2 separate regions of the Homo sapiens genome follow, and region 1 is linked to region 2. Evidence: chromatin loops called from intact Hi-C (ENCODE). Cell type or tissue: PC-9. All regions are shown on one strand. Links, peaks and the distances in the headings refer to the core of each region. The heading gives the core; the rest is flanking DNA.

Evidence for each region. Peaks named below come from ENCODE experiments on the same cell type or tissue, not always from the same donor. Only the 100,000 strongest peaks of a DNase experiment are listed, where the experiment ranks them.
Region 1: it touches region 2 in a loop (7-fold over the local background); 8 of 110 quality-filtered maps call a loop at or near these places.

Annotation. Positions count from the first base shown.
Region 1 is chr20:51,628,940-51,633,335 of GRCh38, reverse strand. It overlaps ATP9A (ATPase phospholipid transporting 9A (putative)), which reads left to right. Exons shown (of 28, transcript NM_006045.3): 16 at 4,264-4,356. Among named protein-coding and RNA genes, the nearest start is that of NFATC2, 88 kb to the right of the region's middle. RefSeq lists an enhancer at 1,263-2,462. In PC-9, for the core only: no CTCF peak of the experiment used is centred there; a DNase peak (open chromatin) is centred at 1,785; H3K4me3 peaks cover 1,108 bases; H3K27ac peaks cover 3,284 bases.
Region 2 is chr20:51,685,349-51,689,744 of GRCh38, reverse strand. ATP9A (ATPase phospholipid transporting 9A (putative)) reads left to right here. Exons shown (of 28, transcript NM_006045.3): 9 at 606-681. Among named protein-coding and RNA genes, the nearest start is that of ATP9A, 81 kb to the left of the region's middle. In PC-9, for the core only: no CTCF peak of the experiment used is centred there; a DNase peak (open chromatin) is centred at 2,454; H3K27ac peaks cover 2,078 bases.

The DNA of each region.
Region 1 (4,396 bases), core at 77-4,076, 56 kb after region 2:
ATAGAAGGCTTCCTAAACTTCCTCCCTCATTGAACTATATGTATACGATGAGAATTTTTTCGTATTATTAAAATCTGATTTTAATGATTTTTAACGCATGTGCAGCGTTCTGTTGAAAGAATGTGCCACTATTTCATTCATTAACTTATTTTTTGGCTGCTTAGGCTGTTTCTCAATTTCAGTTTTTTTGTTTTGTTTTGTTTTTGTTTTTTGAGATGGAGTCTCACTCTGTCATCCAGGCTGGAGTGCAGTGGTGCAATCTCAGCTCACTGCAACCTCCGCCTCCTGGGTTCAAGTGATTCTCCTGCCTCAGCCTCCTGAGTAGCTGGGATTACAGGCACCTGCCACCACGCCTGGCTCATTTTTGCATTTTTTAGTAGAGACGGGGTTTCACCATGTTGGGCAGGCTGGTCTCGAACTCCTGACCTCAGGTGATCCACCAGCCTCGGCCCCCCAAAGTGCTGGAATTACAGGTGTGAGCCACTGCGCCTCGCTTTTTTCTTGGTTTTGACTACTAAAAATAGTGCTGTGAATGTCCATCTTGGTGAGGTTGTCTTTAATGAAATAAGTATTATTTTGCTATTTTTTTCTCATTTTCTGACCTCTTTATCTTTGGTTGGGTTGGTGGAACTGGGCCTCTGGGGCTTTTGGACTAGTTCTCCCCTTGGCACAAACCTCACCACACTCCTCTAATGTGATGGTTCTCATCCTGGGGGCATTCGAGAATGTCTGGCAACATTTGTGGTTGTCACAACCAGAGGCTGAGAGTGCTACTGGCATGTCATAGGTGGAGAGCAGGGATGCCGCTCAGCATCCTGCAATGCACAGGACAGCCCCCACCTGAGGAAGGGCCTGAGAAACCCTGTTATGATGTGTTCATATAACCCAAATGCTCTATGCAAATGACTGTCCAGTTATCTGATGTGAGGAAGTTTTAGTTCAGTTATAAAACTTCTCCTAGGCTTGGTACGGTGGCTCCTGCCTGTAATACTTTGGGAGGCCAAGGCAGGAGGATCACTTGAGCCAACGAGTTTCAGTCCAGCCTGGGCATCATTGCCAGACTCCACCTCTACTAAAAGCAAAAAAATTAGCTGGGCATGGTGGTGCACACCTGTAGTCCCAGCTACTGGGAAGGTTGAGGTCAGGAGGTCCAGGTTGAGGTCACTCGAGTCCAGGAGGTCGAGGCTGTAGTGAGTCGTGATTGTGCCATTGCGCTCTAGCCTGGGCAACACAGCAAGACCCTGTCTCAAAAAAATAAAGAAAAAGAAAAAAGAATAAGAAAAAAAAGAAAAATTCTCTTGACTTGGTTTAGTGACTGTGGACAGCCCCAGTTTGGGTCTCCCCTGTCTCTTTTTTAAACATGTGTGAGTGCACGCACAGTGCAAGATGGCACCTTCTTGCACCCACAAAGCAAGGCCATTTCCTTGTGTGAATGTCTGTCTCTTAAGAAATCAGGCAAGGTTGGAGAAGGACTCGTGTGATGTCTTTTTGCAGGAAGGTTGTGTCCCTGTTTTGTTTTTGTGGCGTACAAGATGTTCCAGTGCCTTCTCCCCCTTCCCACGTGGAGCCACGGGTTTGGATCGTGGCTGTAGATCATCGTAGCGCTGTCATTGCTGGACTAAAAGAGGCCTTTGAGCAGGTGCCAGATGCAGACCACGGTGGGAAAAGATGAGGCCCCCAAACAATGCCACACAGCCGGCCGATCTCTGTAAATTTATGGCGTAATCTTGCCATAATATGGGAACGAAATAAACTTGTGATGAACTCCGTGGGAGGAAGTGACTCATGGGAGGGGATCGTTGATGCGGTATTTATATTGGACAGAACTTCTGAACTCACTCAAGCCCTTTTCTTAGTGAGGAAGCTGGGCTGGGAGCATCATTTCCTACAGCCACATGTTGTTGAGCACCCTTTGGTTGTCGGGGGGAAGGAAAAAATAAAACCTCTGATTCTTTAATGTGCAGACCCCACAGCTCTCTTTGGCCTGCGTCAAGAGCAGGCATAGCCACAGTCTATCAGAGATAAAGTGTGCAGTTGAACGCTTTTAAACGTGGGTGCCTGTCTTGGCCTGGGGGTGCTCTTATGAGTCAGCATGTTGTTCTAAAAGATTGTTGGTGATTAAGGGGCATTTGAAAGTTATTCTAAAAGAGGAAACTCTACCACTAATCTGATTTTGGATATTTCTGTTCCATGAAAGGGCTGCATAGACAAAGTGGCCTCCAAAGGAGCCTGAAACCAAAGAACAAGGCAGGCAAATCCAGTTTGTCGTTAAAGGGTGTTTTATTGGGGGAAACTTACAGATAGAAGCGTGGTTTTTGGGGGAGCCGAACAGACAGAAGTGTAGTTTTGGGCGGCAGGAAAACAGGTGGATGTCCATACTGTTACTCCCTAGACCCAGGGCTTATACCACAGGGAAAGGGTCCGCGTGCCCCAGCAGGACAATTACGGGCACCTTCCAGGAGAGGCAAGAAAGCTGTATGTTTCATCACCTGTAATTTGTGCGATAACATCAAGGTTGACATGTTCTTATGTGAAGGACGGTGAATTAAGTAGGAATCGGGGGTGTTCATGGGACTGGGCTAATCAGAAGTCAGCATGGCGCATTTGCACCTGAGATGCAGTCACTTTTTTTTTAAGATGGAGTTTCGCTCTTGTTGCCCAGGTTGGAGAGCAATGGTGCAATCTCAGCTCATTGCAACCTCCGCCTCCCAGGTTTAAGTGATTCTCCAGCCTTGCCTCCTGAGTAGCTGGGATTACAGGCATGCACCACCACGCCCAGCTAATTTTGTAATTTTAGTAGAGACAGGGTCTCACCATGTTGGCTAGGCTGGTCTCGAACTCCTGACCTCAGGTGATCTACCTACCTGAGCCTCCCAAAGTGTTGGGACTACAGGCGTGAGCCACCACACCCAGCTTGAGATGCAGTCACTTTTGTCTCCACGGTTCCATATTCAATGAAGACTTTCCGGGCATTTATTCTGGGCTTCCTGGAGTAGCAAAATTTAGGCACAAGGTATTGATGGCCATGCTCAGTTTTCTTGCTTATCTTTACTGCCTCCCACCTCCCAGTGACGCGAATCATTGGGGGAAAATGGGGGAAGGATCTGTGGCTGCGCCGTCATTCCTCAGAGCTAGGACTTCTCAGTCTCAGCACTGTTGACTTTTAGGGCTGGAGGAGTTCCTGGTGGTGGTTGGGGGCGTCCTGTGTGATGTAGGAGGGTGAGCAGCACCCCTGGCCTCCACCCGTCAGATGCTAGTAGGACATTGCCTGCGTTGTGACACCTAGAGTGTCTCCAGACATTGCCACATGTCTCCTGGAGGGCCACATTGCCCTGTTGAGAGTACTGGGCTGAGCCTTGTTCTCTACGTACAGTATGGCTGGGGGACTTGGGAAATCACTCTCATCCCAGCAGCAGTTATACCACTGAGGGGTCCTTTCCATGTGTCAGTCTCTGTGCTACATGCTTGATTCCTGTTTTACAGATGAGAAAACTGAGGTTTAGGGAAGAGGAGTAGCTTGTCCAGCTGCACACAACTAGAAACTGGTACTTGGTCCAAGCATTTGATGCCTGTGCCATGGTGCTACCCACTACCCAGAAAATCTGGTTAGGGTGAACTGAAACTCTGGGTAATTGGATCTCTAGGCAAGTCCTTAGTTAGACTTAGGGATCTGGAATTATTCTCAGCTGAGACAGTCAGTTTGCCCCCAGGAGACATTTGCTAAAGTCTAGAGACATTCTGGTTGTCACCATGGAGGGTGTATGACTGGCATCTAGTGCGTAGGGGCCAGGGATGCTGCTCAACATTGTACAGTGCACAGGAGGGGCCCTGCAGAGCAAAGAGTTATCTGGCCCCAAATGTTCACAGTGACGAGGTTGAGACTCCCTGTTCTAGTCCTTATCTTCCCTATTCTTTCAGTGGACCACAGTTTGATGATATCTGCAGTCCCAAGTGTAAATCTAAAATCATAGCATGTGAGTCTATTCCAGTTGAAATAGTAATAACTTTCAAAACAAAGGTCTTAAATCCATTTGATCTTTCTTTCATCATTGAAAATCTTCCAAGTGCTTTGAGTTTTCCTTTTACTTTCTGTAGCCTTTGCCCCTAAATGAGGCCCCTTCTCGCTTTTCATCTTCAGCCAACTGAAAAAACATTGGTGTCTGTTAAGTGCACTTTGTACACTGTCTGTCATGGGAAGCGGGCTTTGCCGCTGAAAGAGGGTGTTCCTTTCAGTTTCTCATTCCTTCCGGCCTCCCTCTCTAGGATGAATCAACTGGAGAAATTACGTTTTACATGAAGGGAGCAGATGTGGTCATGGCTGGCATTGTGCAGTACAATGACTGGTTGGAGGAAGAGGTAAGTGTGATGCAGGAAGTTAAACCAGGCCTTGGAAGCA
Region 2 (4,396 bases), core at 170-4,169:
TTTGGATTTAATTTGTTTTAGGAGGCCTGGCGTGGTGGCTCACACCTGTAATCCCAGCATTTTGGGAGGCTGAGGTGAGCGGATCTCCTGAGGTCAGGAGAATTGCTTGAACCTGGGAGGTGGAGGTTGCAGTGGGCCGAGATCGCGCCACTGCACTCCAGCCTGGGTGGCAGAGCGAGACTCCATCTCAAAAAAAAAAAAATTATTTTAGGAATATGGGTCAACAGGTTTCTAGAACCCATATTACATTGTCCACATTCTCTTTCTATAAGCCACAAACAAAGCTGGCCTGCAAACAGCCTGATTGGTTTGCTTTTACGTTTTGATTCTTAACCTCATAAAACATTTTTCAGTGCTAAGAGGCCTGCGCTTCTTAAATCACAGGCCAACTTTTTCACATATTTCTGTGGGAGATGAAAACCCCAAGGGCAGTAGTGGAAGAGCTTGGCCCTCCCCTCATGGTGGAGCCGTCGGCTTCCAAACTGGGCTTCCAGGTTCATCGGGGGGAGCCTGTCTTTCTATCTCCAGCGGACCATGCTAGAAGCAGCCTGTGGATTCTGGGGAAGCTTTGGGGGGTGAACGTGTGTCCGTTTGGTCTTTTCCAGGAAGACAGCGACCCCCCGATCAGCGAGAGCCTGAGCATAGAGAACACGCTGTGGGCTGGCACTGTGGTCGCATCAGGTGAGGCGCCGTTTTGAGGAATGTGGTAGCAATTTGAAAAGGAAAGAAAATCCTTTTGTAATTAGAATAATCATCTGTCAGTTGGAAAAATGAGTGCTCGGTCAAATGGCATTTTCCACTTGTTCCGACACCTCCAGGGAATTAAACTGACATCTAATTGCAGCTCGGACACTTAGAGATGCCTGGAGGAGAAGCCCGCGTGGCCTGTGGACCTTTCTGCAGCGTCCATGCTGGCAGTAGCTCTAATTGCCTGTTCAGATTGACATTCTAATCTGTACCAGAGGGGGAGGCAGCCTGGATGTTCTGGCTGGAGGCTGTGTTTGTAGGGTATGTCGCGCTGGGACTGCCAGCACTGGGGCCCTAGGAAAGGGCATGGGCTTGAGCTGGAGCTTCTGTGTTTAAACACCAAGAGGAAGTGGATATTGGTGCCTTTCTTTTTCTTTTTCTCTTTTTTTTTCTTTTCTCTTTTTTTGAGACAAGGTCTTACACTGTCACCTAGGCTGGAGTACAGTGGCACAATCTTGGCTCACTGTAACCTCCGCCCCCCGGGTTCAAGCGATTCTTGTGTCTCAGTCTCCCAAGTAGCTGGGATTATAGGCCCGCACCACCACGCTGGCTAATTTTTGTATTTTTAGTAGAGATGGGGTTTCACCATGTTGGCCAGGCTGGTCTCAAACTTCTGACCTCAAGTGATCCACCCACCTCAGCCTCCCTAAGTGCTGGGATTACAGATGTGAGCCACTGCACCTGGCCCATTGGTGTCTTTCAGTGCTGGGATGACACTGATCAGGACTGCATGGGCTGAATATGACCCCCGATAGCAGTGGTTAACATCAGCGGCATGCAGCCCATGTGTCAGGCCCTGTGCTGGGTGCTTATGTGTGTTACACACTGCACTTAACCCTCCTAACGGCACCATGAGGGTAGATACTATTATTCATATTATGCTCATTCTGCAGATGACGGAACGGAGGCTGAGTGAGGTTAAGTAACTTGCTCTGAGGTCACACAGCAGGTGAAAGGCAGAGTTGGAACTTGAACCTAGGCATTTTGCTCCAGAAACAGAACTTACTGTGTAGCCATCACTTTTCTTACATTTCGTGATATCATTAACTTAATAGTATAGTTAGTATTATAATTCTACTGCTGGTGACTTTCTGTCTTTACTATTAGATGAATCAATTTTTTCCTCTCTTCAAACATAGTATTCTCCACTCCCCACCATCAAGCCGTTTTACTCTGCTGGTTGCTTCTCTCTTTCATTCATTCATTCATTCATTCATTCATTTTTTTTTTTTTTGAGACAGGGTCTCATTCTGTTGCCCAGGCTGGAGTGCAGGGGTGCAATCATGGCTCACTGCAGCCTCGAACTCCTGGGCTCAAGCAGTCCTCCTGCCTCAGCCTCCCAAACAGCTGGGACTACAAGTGCATGCCACCAGGCCCAGCTAATTTTTAAATACTTTTTTAGAGATGGGGGTCTCACTCTTGCCCAGGCTGGTCTCAAACTCTCAGACTCAAGTGATCCTTCTGCTTCAGCCAAAACGCTGGGATCATAGGTGTAAACCACCTTGCCTTTTCCTTCTTTGTTGCTCTCTAGTACAGTAGTAGACACTCGATTAGGATCCTGTGTGGCAAGGAGAGGGAATGAAGCAGCACAAACTATCCCTGGAGTACCGTGTGTCACCATCCACACATGCACTACTTAATACAAATAGGCAGAGGTGCACTCTCCCTTGAGGTTTTTTCTGCTACATTTTATTTCCACTGCCTGCCTTTATTTTCATCATACTTTGGTACGTCTCTCAGTCCCCCTGATGACTAAAGAGCGAGAAATTCTGCACGGTCATGCCTGGGCCACGCCTGGGCACAGCCACCCAGGGGACGCAGCATGCAGACGTTCACATCCTGCCCCTCCTTGCCACTTTCCACCCATGTCACCTGAACCAATTTTTTCTTGCTTTCAAGTCATTTATTAACAAATAATAATTAATTACTCTTTTTATTCTTTGATAATTTGACTGAAAAATAATTATCTCATTCAGTTTGAATTTCCTAGATTACCTGGCAGGTGGTCATATTTGCATCTGTCTCTTTTGTTTCTTTGTAAGTTACTAGTTGGCTTAAAAAAAAAAAAAAAGAGTCCCTCTGTGGCCCAGGCTGGAGTGCAGTGGTACCATCTTGGCTCGCTGCAACCTCCGCCTCCCAGGTTCACGTGATTCTCCTGCCTCAGCCTCTCCAGTAGCTGGGATTACAGGCATGTGCAACCACCCCTGGCTAATTTTTGTATTTTTAGTAAAGATGGGATTTCACCATGTTGGCCAGGCTGGTCTCGAACTCCTGACCTCAGGTGATCCACCTGCCTCGGCCTCCCAAAGTGCTGGGGTTACAGGCATGAGCCACCGCACCCAGCCTACTGTTTTAATTTTGATTTAATTGCAAATATAGTTGAATGTCTTTCTACCTGTCAGCTAATTCTTAATATTCTGGTCTATCTACTTTCCTTTGTGGTTCTTCTTTTTCTCATTACTTTGTTAGAATGCTTTATAGAGGAAAGAATATCAAACTTTCACTTTTTGTGGGTTATACATATTTTTGCAGTTTTTTGTTTGTTTTTTGTTTTTGTTTGTGATGGGCTTTATTTTCTTTTACCATATAGAAATTTAAAATTTTTTATTGCCTACATTTTCTTTTTTTTTTTAATTATACTTTAAGTTCTAGGGTACATGTGCACAACGTGCAGGTTTGTTACATTTGTATACATGTGCCATGTTGGTGTGCTGCACCCATTAACTCGTCATGTACATTAGGTATATCTCCTAATGCTATCCCTCCCCACTCCCCCACGCCACGACAGGCCCCGGTGTGTGATGTTCCCCACCCTGTGTCCAAGTGTTCTTACTGTTCATTTCCCACCTATGAGTGAGAACATGCCATGTTTGGTTTTCCGTCCTTGCGATAGTTTGCTGAGAATGATGGTTTCCAGCTTCATCCATGTCCCTACAAAGGGCATGAACTCATCCTTTTTTATGGCTGCATAGAATTCTATGCATAGTATTCTATTCGTTTTCTTAATCCAGTCTATCATTGATGGACATTTGGGTTGGTTCCAAGTCTTTGCTATTGTGAATAGTGCCGCAATAAACATACGTGTGCATGTGTCTTTATAGCAGCATGATTTATAATCCTTTGGGTATATACCCAGTAATGGGATGGCTGGGTCAAATGGTATTTCTAGTTCTAGATCCTTGAGGAATCAACACACTGTCTTCCACAATGGTTTAACTAGTTTACAGTCCCACCAACAGTGTAAAAGTGTTCCTGTTTCTGCACATCCTCTCCGTCACCTGCTGTTTCCTGAGTTTTTAATGATCACCATTCTAACTGGTGTGAGATGGTATCTCATTGTGGTTTTGATTTGCATTTCTGTGATGGCCAGTGATGATGAGCATTTTTTCGTGTCTGTTTTTCTTTTCTTTTCTTTTTTCTTTTCTTTTTTTTCTGAGACTGAGTCTTGTTCTTGTTTCCCAGGCTGGAGTGCAGTGTTGTGATCTTGGCTCACTGCAACCTCCACCTTCCCAGGTTGAAGTGATTCTCCTGCCTCAGCCTCCCGAGTAGCTGGGATTATAGGGGCCCGCCAACACGCCCAGCTAACTTTTTTTGGATTTTTAGTAGAGTTGGGGTTTCATCATGTTGTCCAGGCTGGTCTCAAACTCCT